Regions from separate parts of the Homo sapiens genome. Here region 2 is linked to region 1. A link is an interaction called in ENCODE POLR2A ChIA-PET data of the cell type or tissue named here. Cell type or tissue: PC-9. All regions are shown on one strand.

What was found. ChIA-PET counts read pairs that join two places held together with the same protein. Peaks named below come from ENCODE experiments on the same cell type or tissue, not always from the same donor. Only the 100,000 strongest peaks of a DNase experiment are listed, where the experiment ranks them.
Region 2: POLR2A ChIA-PET joins it to region 1 with 8 read pairs; 3 of 35 experiments call an interaction of 5 or more read pairs at or near these places.

The regions. Positions count from the first base shown.
Region 1 is chr1:201,738,917-201,743,916 of GRCh38, reverse strand. All of the region lies in intron 7 of NAV1 (neuron navigator 1), which reads right to left. The region is part of intron 2 of IPO9-AS1 (IPO9 antisense RNA 1); the gene reads left to right. The region is part of intron 1 of LOC124904483 (a long non-coding RNA gene); the gene reads left to right. Among named protein-coding and RNA genes, the nearest start is that of MIR5191, 22 kb to the right of the region's middle. RefSeq lists a silencer at 3,060-3,159. In PC-9, no CTCF peak of the experiment used is centred here; DNase peaks (open chromatin) are centred at 1,966, 2,176 and 4,106; H3K4me3 peaks cover 2,893 bases; H3K27ac peaks cover 373 bases.
Region 2 is chr1:201,486,923-201,491,922 of GRCh38, reverse strand. CSRP1 (cysteine and glycine rich protein 1) reads left to right here. Exons shown (of 6, transcript NM_004078.3): 3 at 1,579-1,747; 4 at 2,939-3,068. Among named protein-coding and RNA genes, the nearest start is that of CSRP1, 18 kb to the left of the region's middle. In PC-9, no CTCF peak of the experiment used is centred here; a DNase peak (open chromatin) is centred at 2,542; H3K27ac peaks cover 931 bases.

The DNA.
Region 1 (5,000 bases):
TCCATCTCAAAAAAACAAAAAAAATCATCTTTTAAGTTTTAAAAAGTGGTCTATTTTTATGTAAATTGCTATCCGAACCAGGAATGTATAAATATGCCATCCTCATTAGCATATAATTTGGACTGAATAGAAACCTGAATATGGGCAATGACGAATTTAAGTAAAAATCAGAGATATATTCTAAGCTGGGAACTGTTCCATGTATTATACTCATAGGCATCCTCATTAGAGTCCTAGTAAGACGGAAGAAAAAGATGCTAAAAAAAAAATCTAAAGAATTTGGGAGAGACTCTTGCTTCTGGGAATGACTTCACGTGGTCATAATTCCACTTATCAAAGCCCACATGTTTAAAGCATTCTGCTCTTCACATTTTCTCATTGTCATTACATCCCAGTAAGGTAGATCAGTCAGGAGCTATACCCATTTTATAGAGAGGAAAACTGAGGCTAGAGGCTATGCAATCTCTGTAAGGTCACAAAGCTAATTAGTAGTGGAGTGAGTTCTAAATCAGGTCAGCTGACTCCAAGTTTAGTAATCTTCCCACTCCCCACTGGTTGGGTGGCAATTATAATTTTCACCTCATTCCAACTAAAGTCGCAGGCCAACTCTAAACCTTTGCTGAGTCCTCCAATTACTCTCAACTTCTGCATCTTCAGCATTTAGTACTCCTGGGGCCTCAACTGGTATTGGTAAGAATAGTCTCCTTATAGCATAGTAGTTAGGGGTTGGCTTTAGAGTCAGACAGACCTAGGTATGAGGACAAATCCCACTACTGTGATCTTTAGTATGCTTACTTAACCTCCTTGTGCCTCAGTTTCTTCATCTGTGAAATGGGATGATAATAATATATACCTCATACGGTTGTTGTGAAGATTAAATGAAAAAATGGTTACAAAGCACTTAGTATGGCTTGTGTTTTACAGCCTCATGTTAAAATGAGAAAAGGTGATTAGCTGAGATGTTAGACACGGACTGTCCCCCCTATTAAGATGCCTTCTGCTGATTAAGTCCCTCCCTCATTCCTCCCAAGCTCAGGGCAGGGGCTTTGCAGGAAGAGGTTAATCCAGCAAGTGTGGTTTGCCTGCGGTGTGTGTGCCTAGTCCCATAAAATCCTCTAACGAGAAGCAGCTCATTGGCTTGGCTGTCCCTAGGTATTCTGTCCTCTCACAGAGGCTGAGTTTGTGCCAAGCCGAAGCCCTCTGCCCCAGGGAGTCTCTGTGGGTTGAGTGAGGCAACCGTAGTGAGCGAGTCTTGTTCCCACTGATCCCCAGGCTCTAGCTAAGGGTTCTTTCCAGGAGGGAGTCTAGGAGTGCTGAATGGGATAGATGCCTGGACTTCATGCTTGGAAGACACTGAAGAACAGTGTTTGCTGGGACAGGAAGAGAAGGAGTCTCCAGGAGAGACCATAATGTTTGAGATACGCAAGAACAGTGCTTGTGGGCACAGGCTTCCATGATAGATGGAAGAATCCCAGGCATCCAGAGAAGAAATACATCTGCTCTGAAACAATGAAGAGGCCATGGACTGATCACAGCTCACTCATCAAGAGCTGGTCATGGAGATACCTGAGGGCCAATTAAGTCATTCACCCAAATACCCTCACATCTTCCCAGTGCTGCCTCCTTTGGAGTTTAAGGGAAACCTGATTCTGGAGGGTAAGCATCTCTTTGATCCCTGCTGGCCTCAGCCTAACATCATTTACAGGGAAAGTTTTGAGCCCTCCCCAGAGCAAAGGCTTGGGCTAAGCTCCCCCTCTGTGAATTGGAGCCAGGCTAGTTAAATTTTATATGTGAAGTGTGGCAATTCGAGGAATGACCTCCACTTTACAACATCCCCTGTCTCCTTGCCTACCAATAGCAATTGACCTGAAAGTCTTGGGCTTGGATGGAAAGGAAACCACAGGCCTAACCCAGCTCCACCCTAGTAGGCTGGGTAGGTGTAACATGACCTGCTCCTCAACCTGGGCTATGGCAGACAGGTACCCGCCCTGGCACACCTGCCCAGAAGTCTGTTTCTGGTAATGAGCTAGGTGAGTATTCAATAGCTATGGCCCCAGGATAGGGCACTAAGCTCTCTTTATAAGGGCAGGTTCCCATGAGATGGAGTTGGGTAAAGGAAGGAGGCGGGGAGAATATCAATTCAAAAGAAAGAATGAGGTAGCCTAGAAAGGCTGTTGAGTAGGAAGGAAAGAGTGATAGGCTCAGAGAAAGGGCATTGGGGTCACTTAGAGGACTTGCACACCCTCCAGGCATTGGGGAAGCAAAGAATTTAAGAGTAGAGGCAGTGCAAATATTGTTTGGGTGGCAATTATAATTTTCCTTGGGCACACCCTATGTGGATCTGAAGTAGGCTCTAGTTGGGGTGGCAGAGGTGGAGGGAGGAGAGGAGGTTATGAACAGTTCCTTCCCTTCACCTTCTCCAGGGCCCAGTGAGCTGTCCAGGACTCAGCCCAGGATCTCACCTGAAGTAAGAGGTCCCTACATGGGTTTATTCTCTGCTCATAAACTGGTTCCTTTTATGACACCACCATACCTACCAGCCATTTTGGCAAAGTGACCCCAAGGACCCAAGTCACATTCCAGGGGGGCTTCAGGGCTGCATTCTGTCATACTGTGGTAGGGGAAAAAAGTTTGGAGTCAGCGGGCCTCTGGCTTCCAAGGGGCTCCTGGTGCCCATGGTCTTGCAGGGCAGGAACGGAGGCAGAAGATGCCTCTCGTTTCAGGCCTTGCCCAATTCTTTGCTTTTACCCTAGACCTTTGTGTGCACAGTTGTAATTGAGCCCCTGGAGGGTACTTGGGGCTCCCTTCGAGCAATATGAGGACGCAGGAGCATGTTACAGGGTGCAGGTCTGGGCTGCCTGAGATTTGAGGTGGGAGTGGCCACAGCACCAGGCATAGGGCCCAACCTCCAACTTCCCAGGTCTGCGGGAGGCTGAGGGGAAGGAGAGTGTATATGGGGTGAGAATAGTGAGATGGGAAGCCTCCCCTGCCCACCCCGCTAAAAAATCCCAGAAACCCCAGCCCCCTTTCTCAGGCCGGTGGAATTTCCTAATTCTCCCTTGGAAGTGCAGTTTCCAAGTCAGCTCAGAGAGTCCCAGGGCCAGCTGTGGTTACACTCACTTCCCCTTTATGAAGGAGCCTCTGTGCCTTGCCCTCACCTTACACGACCAGTCCCTCACTGTGCGTCTCCCCAAATTACCCGGCTCTCCGATTTTTCACCCCTTCCCAGGGTAGAGCACCAGGCTTCACTCTCTCTCGGAAGTATCCAGCCAGCAGTACGGTCACAAATTCAACGTCCCCTCCCTCCCCCGTTTCATCCTTCCGCCTCCCACCACCTCCTTTCACCCCAGGACGACCCCCGGAGCTTCCGGAACTAGGGTGACCTTGGCAGGGCCGACCTGGGGCTGCAAGCCCCTCCTCCTTCCACCCGCCTGGTCCCCAGGACCCCCGACCCTCACAGGCCGGGCCCCCACGCGCCACAGCCGCAACCATCGAAGTTCAATCAAGTTGCGCTATTGTCTCAGCTCCGTCCAGGTCTCCTGGGCGCCTAAGCTCCTTTCCTTCCCTTTCCACTCCCTAGAGCCCTCCACACACCCACTCCCAGCCCCAGATGCCCGTAAGCCAAACGTCCAGGAGCTCGGAGGCTCCGGCGGCGCAGGCACTCCTCTCTGGCGGAAAAGCGAGCGCGGCCAAGACCCTCCTTCTTGCGGACCCCACACCCACTGCCCCTGAGACTGCAGCTGCGGCGGAACTGGGGGGCTGCGGCGGGGCTGGGGGTGCCACAAACCCGACCCCAGCTCTGCGGTCTGGCGGTGAGGCCAGGGGGGTGGGGGCGCTTACCTGCGGGGGAAATTCACCGTTCTTCCGGATCTGGGCAGGGGCAGATGAAGCATCTTCCCCGGCTCAGGCGGCCATTCACCGGGTGGGCACCCAGCGCCCCCCAGGACCGCTCTCGCCTGACACCCGGGGACACCCGAAAAGGTATGAGCTGTGGGCCACGCGGAGGGTCGGAAACCTAACCCTCGCCTGCCCTCCGCTCCCTTTTCTCCCCACCACCAGGGCTTGTACTTACGGCTCCAGCTGTACTTAAAGTGACAGAGCCCCATTTCCCCGCCGCTGACTTCTGTCCCGAGCCCCGGCGATGCAGGCTGCGAGCGGGCTCTTTAACACCCAGAGCAGGTAGACAAAGAGCCACCGAAGCCTCCTCCGTTCCGGTGGCCTCGGAAGCCTGGAGGTGCCGACGGGGCTGGGGGCTCGACCTCCACCTGGGCTGCTCCGAAATTAACCCCTGGGATGCCAGCTGTGGTCCCTTGGGCGCTCTTACTCGCGCTGCACTGGCAGGAGGGGGTGTGAGCAGCGAGCCACTTCTCTCTGGGGCACGGGTGGGTAAGGAGTTGGGGAGGCCTGGGCAGAACCTTCTCCATAGAGGGCTTCCTCCCGGCCTCCTCCTGGCTCCTTTCCAGGCTTTTAGAAATTTCTAAAAATCGGAGCATGGGTCAGTGCATTGCCTAAAACAAGGTCCGTGGAGGGATGTGGTGGGAAACGAAGGTCCGATAGGGGTGCATATTACCACAGGTTGGCTCACGACCCTTCTGCTCACAGCCGGGAGCCAAGTAGGATGGCGCGACCTTCCGATGTCCTAACAACCTCAGGGGGTGGGGCCTAACATCTCTCCAGCATTCAGGAGACCACAGATTAGGTGAGGTGTGCTTGCTGGGGGAAGATTGTGGGAGAGAAACAACAGCTCACGCCACCCAAGGATCTGTGTCTTTATCCAGGATGCATTTTCAACTGACCGGTTAGGAAAAAAACAGTGGGATCCAGTAGCAGGGTCCTCCCATTGGGTTCCTCCCCCCTGAGGGTCCTCCTGGTAACTTCACTCTCCTGGTTCCAGAGAAAGGAGCCCTGTGGGGGGAATTAGCCTGCTGCCCTCACCCTTGCTTCCTCCAGTTCTCACTCTTGGCTCCTGGAAGGGGCTAAGTGTCTATGGTTGGGTCCCA
Region 2 (5,000 bases), 250 kb after region 1:
GCTTAGGGTGAGAGAGGAGCTGGCAGAGGGATGGACCCTTTAAAGGCAAGAGGATGGCAGTTGCAAGGAAAGGAGCTGAGAGCTTCTCCGAGGGTGGTAAAAGGCGTGGCTTCTCCAGTGGTATCCCTCGGTTTCTATGTTCAGGACATGTTTGAGGATGCGTCCAACTGAGATGCTGAACTCCAATATTTAAGGAATATGATCAAACCGAATTAGGATTACAGGACAAGTAAAGAAAAAGAATGCAGTTGAATCTCTTGAGAGGAGTATGTGAAAGTTAGAAGCAATGATCTCTTGAAGCTGGGGCCTGTCCCTCCCACTTCCTTGTCTCCCGATGGTACTAACTTTATATAATACTAATAAGAGTAGCCAACATTTATTATGCATTTGTTGTATGCAGGGTATTATGCCAAGTACTTCACATGTCAGATCTCATTTGATTCTCACCACCAGCTTTTGGGGCAGACATTATTATGTTCATTTACAAATGAGGACACAGAGGCTGGAAAGGCAAAAAAAACTTGCAAATGGCTGGAAAGGGAGAGAGCTGGGATTTGATTCTGGGCAGTCTGACTCTTCATGACCCCAGGCTCTGAACTGCTTTAACTTTATTTTTATTTTTAAAAGTTTTATTTATTTATTTATTTTTAAATAAATAGAGACAGGGTTATGCCATCTTCCCCAGGCTGATCTCAAACTCCTGGGCTCAAGTAATCCTCCAGCCTTGGCTTCCCACTGCTGGAACTACAGGCATGAGCCACTGCACCCAGCCCAAACTGTTTTATTCTGGATAGCTGGGCATAGCTCCCCTCTGAGATTAACAGGACGAAATATGAGGCCCACAGCCTTTCCAGCTCAGACCATTGCAATCCCTAGTTCCTTCCGTTCCACTCTCTCTTACCCCAGGAGTCAGGAAGTTCTTCTGTGTCTGACCCTCACTTCTTCCTGTGGTAAAGTGATTTCTGAGATTAGAAACTTCAAATCCTCTTGTGATTAGCATGAGCTGCATCCCATTTCAAAGCCCACCATGTTGGGCACTTAATAAATGTTAAACATTTCTTATGGGGTATCACATCACCTGCATCTCCCCCCGTTGGCTCCCTGCCAACATGCACAGATAGTCTCTTCTGGATTCCACTGTTGAAGGCAGGAAAACTGCCCTTCTTTTCTTTTTCCTCCTCCCCCATTGGGACATATGGTCTCTGTTGAGGGCAGAGTGAGGAACCTCAACAGGCGTCCTGTGGCTTGGGGTCAGCCTAGGCTGTTGCCTCTGAACCCTGTGTTGCACTGCAGCCTGAGGAAGTTTAGGGGTGCAGAGGACCAAAGGAGACACATATGGATTCCTGGAAGAGGAATTGGTGTTGGCCAGCATTTCTAGAGTCGGATATGCAGATCCCATCCCTCTGTCCTCCCACCCATTGGCCATCCCGCCTGCCTCCATTTGTAGACAGTTCCTGAAAGATCAGGATATTATGTATGCAAAGAGGCCAGAGAGCTTCAGCTGTAAGAAGCTTGCAATGAGCAAGAAGGTCACCCCAGCTTCAACTCAATGCGTCCGCTTCCCCTTCCCCTCCACAGTGGTCTGCAAGAAGAATCTGGACAGTACCACTGTGGCCGTGCATGGTGAGGAGATTTACTGCAAGTCCTGCTACGGCAAGAAGTATGGGCCCAAAGGCTATGGCTACGGGCAGGGCGCAGGCACCCTCAGCACTGACAAGGGGGAGTCGCTGGGTATCAAGCACGAGGAGTGAGTAAAAGATCCCCTCCCAACCTTTTTCTTGAGCTCTCTCCCCCACCCTGTATTAGGCCTCATGTGTATTTACAACCATTTTTGGGTAAGCAATGGAAGGCTCAGAAAACCAGTTATTTAAAAGGCAGTCACAGAGCAGTGTCTATGTGTCAGGCTGCTGCAGGAGCTGGGGATGCAGCAGGGACTAAAACAGGCTGGGCTCCTCCCTGCAAGGAGCGTGCATTCTATATTTGTATGAGAGTCAGAGCTGGGAGGGGCCCCAAGAATCACTTAGTCCAATTTCCTCTTTTTTTGTTTTTTTTTGAAAGGGAGTCTTGCTCTGTCACCCAGGCTGGAGTGCAGTGGTACAATCTTGGCTCACTGCAGCCTCTGCTTCTTGGGCTCAAGTGATCCTCTTGCCTCAGGCTCCCGAGTAGCTGGGAGTACAGGCATGTGCCACCACACCCAGCTAATTCTGTATTTTGTAGAGACAGGGTTTCACCATGTTGCCTCCTCTTTTTATAGATGAGAAAATCCAGCCCAGGCTCAGTGACTTGCCTGGGGTCCCACGGCTAGTGAGTGTCGGAGCCAGATCAGGGGCTCAGGGCAGCACCGTTGCCACACCAGCCTCACTGTCTCAGCCCTGCTATCTCTCACTACTGAGAAGAAGTCATTTCCCTTTCTTCGAAATGCCATAGGGTGTCATCAGCCCCACCACACCCCCCTCACCCCACGGCACTCCCTGGCCTCTGGGTAAATGGTGGCTGTTGGCAGTCAGCCTGGCTTGCTCCTCGGCCTGGGGGGTGGACGGAAATGATGGATGAATTACCAAGTTTCAGCCAAGGTCATTGCCCCAGTGGGAATGATTCATCAGCAGATTTCTCCTGTAAAGAATCTGATAATAGACCAGCTGCAGGAATGAGGGGCAGAGGAGGGCAATTCTTAGCAAATGGGGTGTTAAATGATTCTGGGGTTAACTGGGTGACCGAGGGAAGTATGATGTTACAATGGAAATAACATTGTGCTGAGGCTTGGTTTGTCCATCTGTAAAATGGGAGATGACCCTAGAGGCCCTAGCCTTTGTGACTTTGGCAGAGAGAATTGCGCGCTGCTCTGGCATGAGATGAAGGTAGGGTCATGCCCTCTCAGTGCCAGCCCCACCTGTACTTACAGTGTAAGTCACCTCACCCCATGCCCTTCTCCATGCAGAGCCCCTGGCCACAGGCCCACCACCAACCCCAATGCATCCAAATTTGCCCAGAAGATTGGTGGCTCCGAGCGCTGCCCCCGATGCAGCCAGGCAGTCTATGCTGCGGAGAAGGTGATTGGTGCTGGGAAGGTAAGGTGGCTGCTGGGCATGAGAGGGATGGGGGGAGATATCTTCCTGAAATGTGGATTCCAGAACTTTTAAATTGGTGACCTAGCTCTGCTCAGGGCAGCCTGAGCACTGGGGTTTAACCTCTTCTCTTTGTCCCTGTGGGTTGCATGTACCTGTGCTTTCCAGTCTCCAAGGAGCTCATATCAGCCATGAGCAGTAACATCCCCAGCATTGATGGACAATGGGCAATTCATAGGGAGTGGCAATGATCAATCTGTATCTCTAATATAGGAGAACAGAAAGTAAGGGTACGTGGATGGGCTGCAGAGGGTCCACAAAGCCCTGAAGATTATATACAAAGTTTCATGGGAACCTGTCTGTTTCTTAGAAGAAGATCCATAGCTTTTATTAAATTTTCAAAGGATTTGTGATCCCAAAAATATACATTCTGTTTCATGGGATGTGGACTCCCAAAAACCCATCCAAATACCCCCAGGGCAGAGATTTTCAAGGTTCAGACCTACCAGAGCCTCCTAGGAGGCTTTTTTCACACTGTTTAGAATTGCCGCACATGCCCTTCCCCCATGATATTCTGACAGTAGCCCCCAATCACCAATGCACAGTGAGAATCACTGTAGCAAATCAACAGTTCCCAATTGAGCTGATCACTTCCTTCAGATAGGCTGCAGTAGAGAAGAGGCAGAACTCTTGCCCCTGGGGTTTGCAGTGTCAGATTAGCAGTCAGAAAATCACAGAAGAGATGTCTTTCAGCTGTGGGGCCAGAGAGGAATTCTGGAGCATCACGTGAGGCCTGAGATAGAAAAGTGACTTGGCCAAGATCACACAACAAGGTTATGGAATGTCTGGGCCTGGAGCCCATCTTCATCTCTTCTGGATTCAGGTTTTGGCTTTCAAGGCTTTTTGACCTTGAGGAATGGGATAGGGGAATTGATCAAGAAATGTTAAACAATTAACACTTAGGCCAGTGTTAGAATCTCTACTCTCACAGTCATGGTTGGACAGAGATGGGGATTAGTATCCCTGTTGTACAGATGAAGAAACTGGGAGTCAGGAGGATTACATAATTTGCCCAGATCCGCTAGCTAGGAAGGGGCTAAGCCAGACTCAAGCCCAGGTTTGTCTGACTCCGAAGCCCTTGCTCTTACTGCTGTTACTACTGTTAATGCTACTTTGGGCCATTTAGCCTCTTCAAACCCATTTCCAAGGCTGCAAAATGGGAGGGGATCCTAGCACGGTGATTAAGAGCTTGGACTCTAGACAGCCTGCTTTGAATCCTAGTTTTGCCATTTATTGGCTGAGCGAACTTGGGAAAATTTAGCCTTCCTAAGCCTCAGTTCTTCAGCTCTAAAGTGGGCCTGGATGGTGGAGGAAATGCAAAGTGGACCAAGTAATGGCCCCTGACAAATAAGGCAGTTTTTTTTTGTTTGTTTGTTTTTGTTTTTGTTTTCTTTTGGCAGAATTTCACACTTGTCACCTAGGCTGGAGTACAGTGGCGCGATCTTAGCACTCTGCCTTCCGGGTTCAAGTGATTCTCCTGCCTCAGCCTCCCAAGTGGATGGGACTACAGGCACGCGCCACCACACCCAGCTAATTTTTGTATTTTTAGTGAAGATGGGGTTTGACCATGTTGGCCAGGCTGGTCTTGAACCAGCCTGGACCTCACGATCCACCCACCTCGGCCTCCAAAAGTGCTGGGATTACAGGTGTGAGCTACCACACCCAACAACAAGGCAGTTTTAATGATTAAATGAGATAGTACATGTATAATGTGCAATGTAGTGCCTGGTATGTCCTCAGTACAGTTTTGCTATTGTTATTATTATTGTTGTTTATTTTCAGGGATTATTTTGAGGTCACAATGAAGATCCTTGCCATTGACTAAAGGATATGAAAACAGGAGACATTAATATTATTATTAAGTTGGGTTTTTTG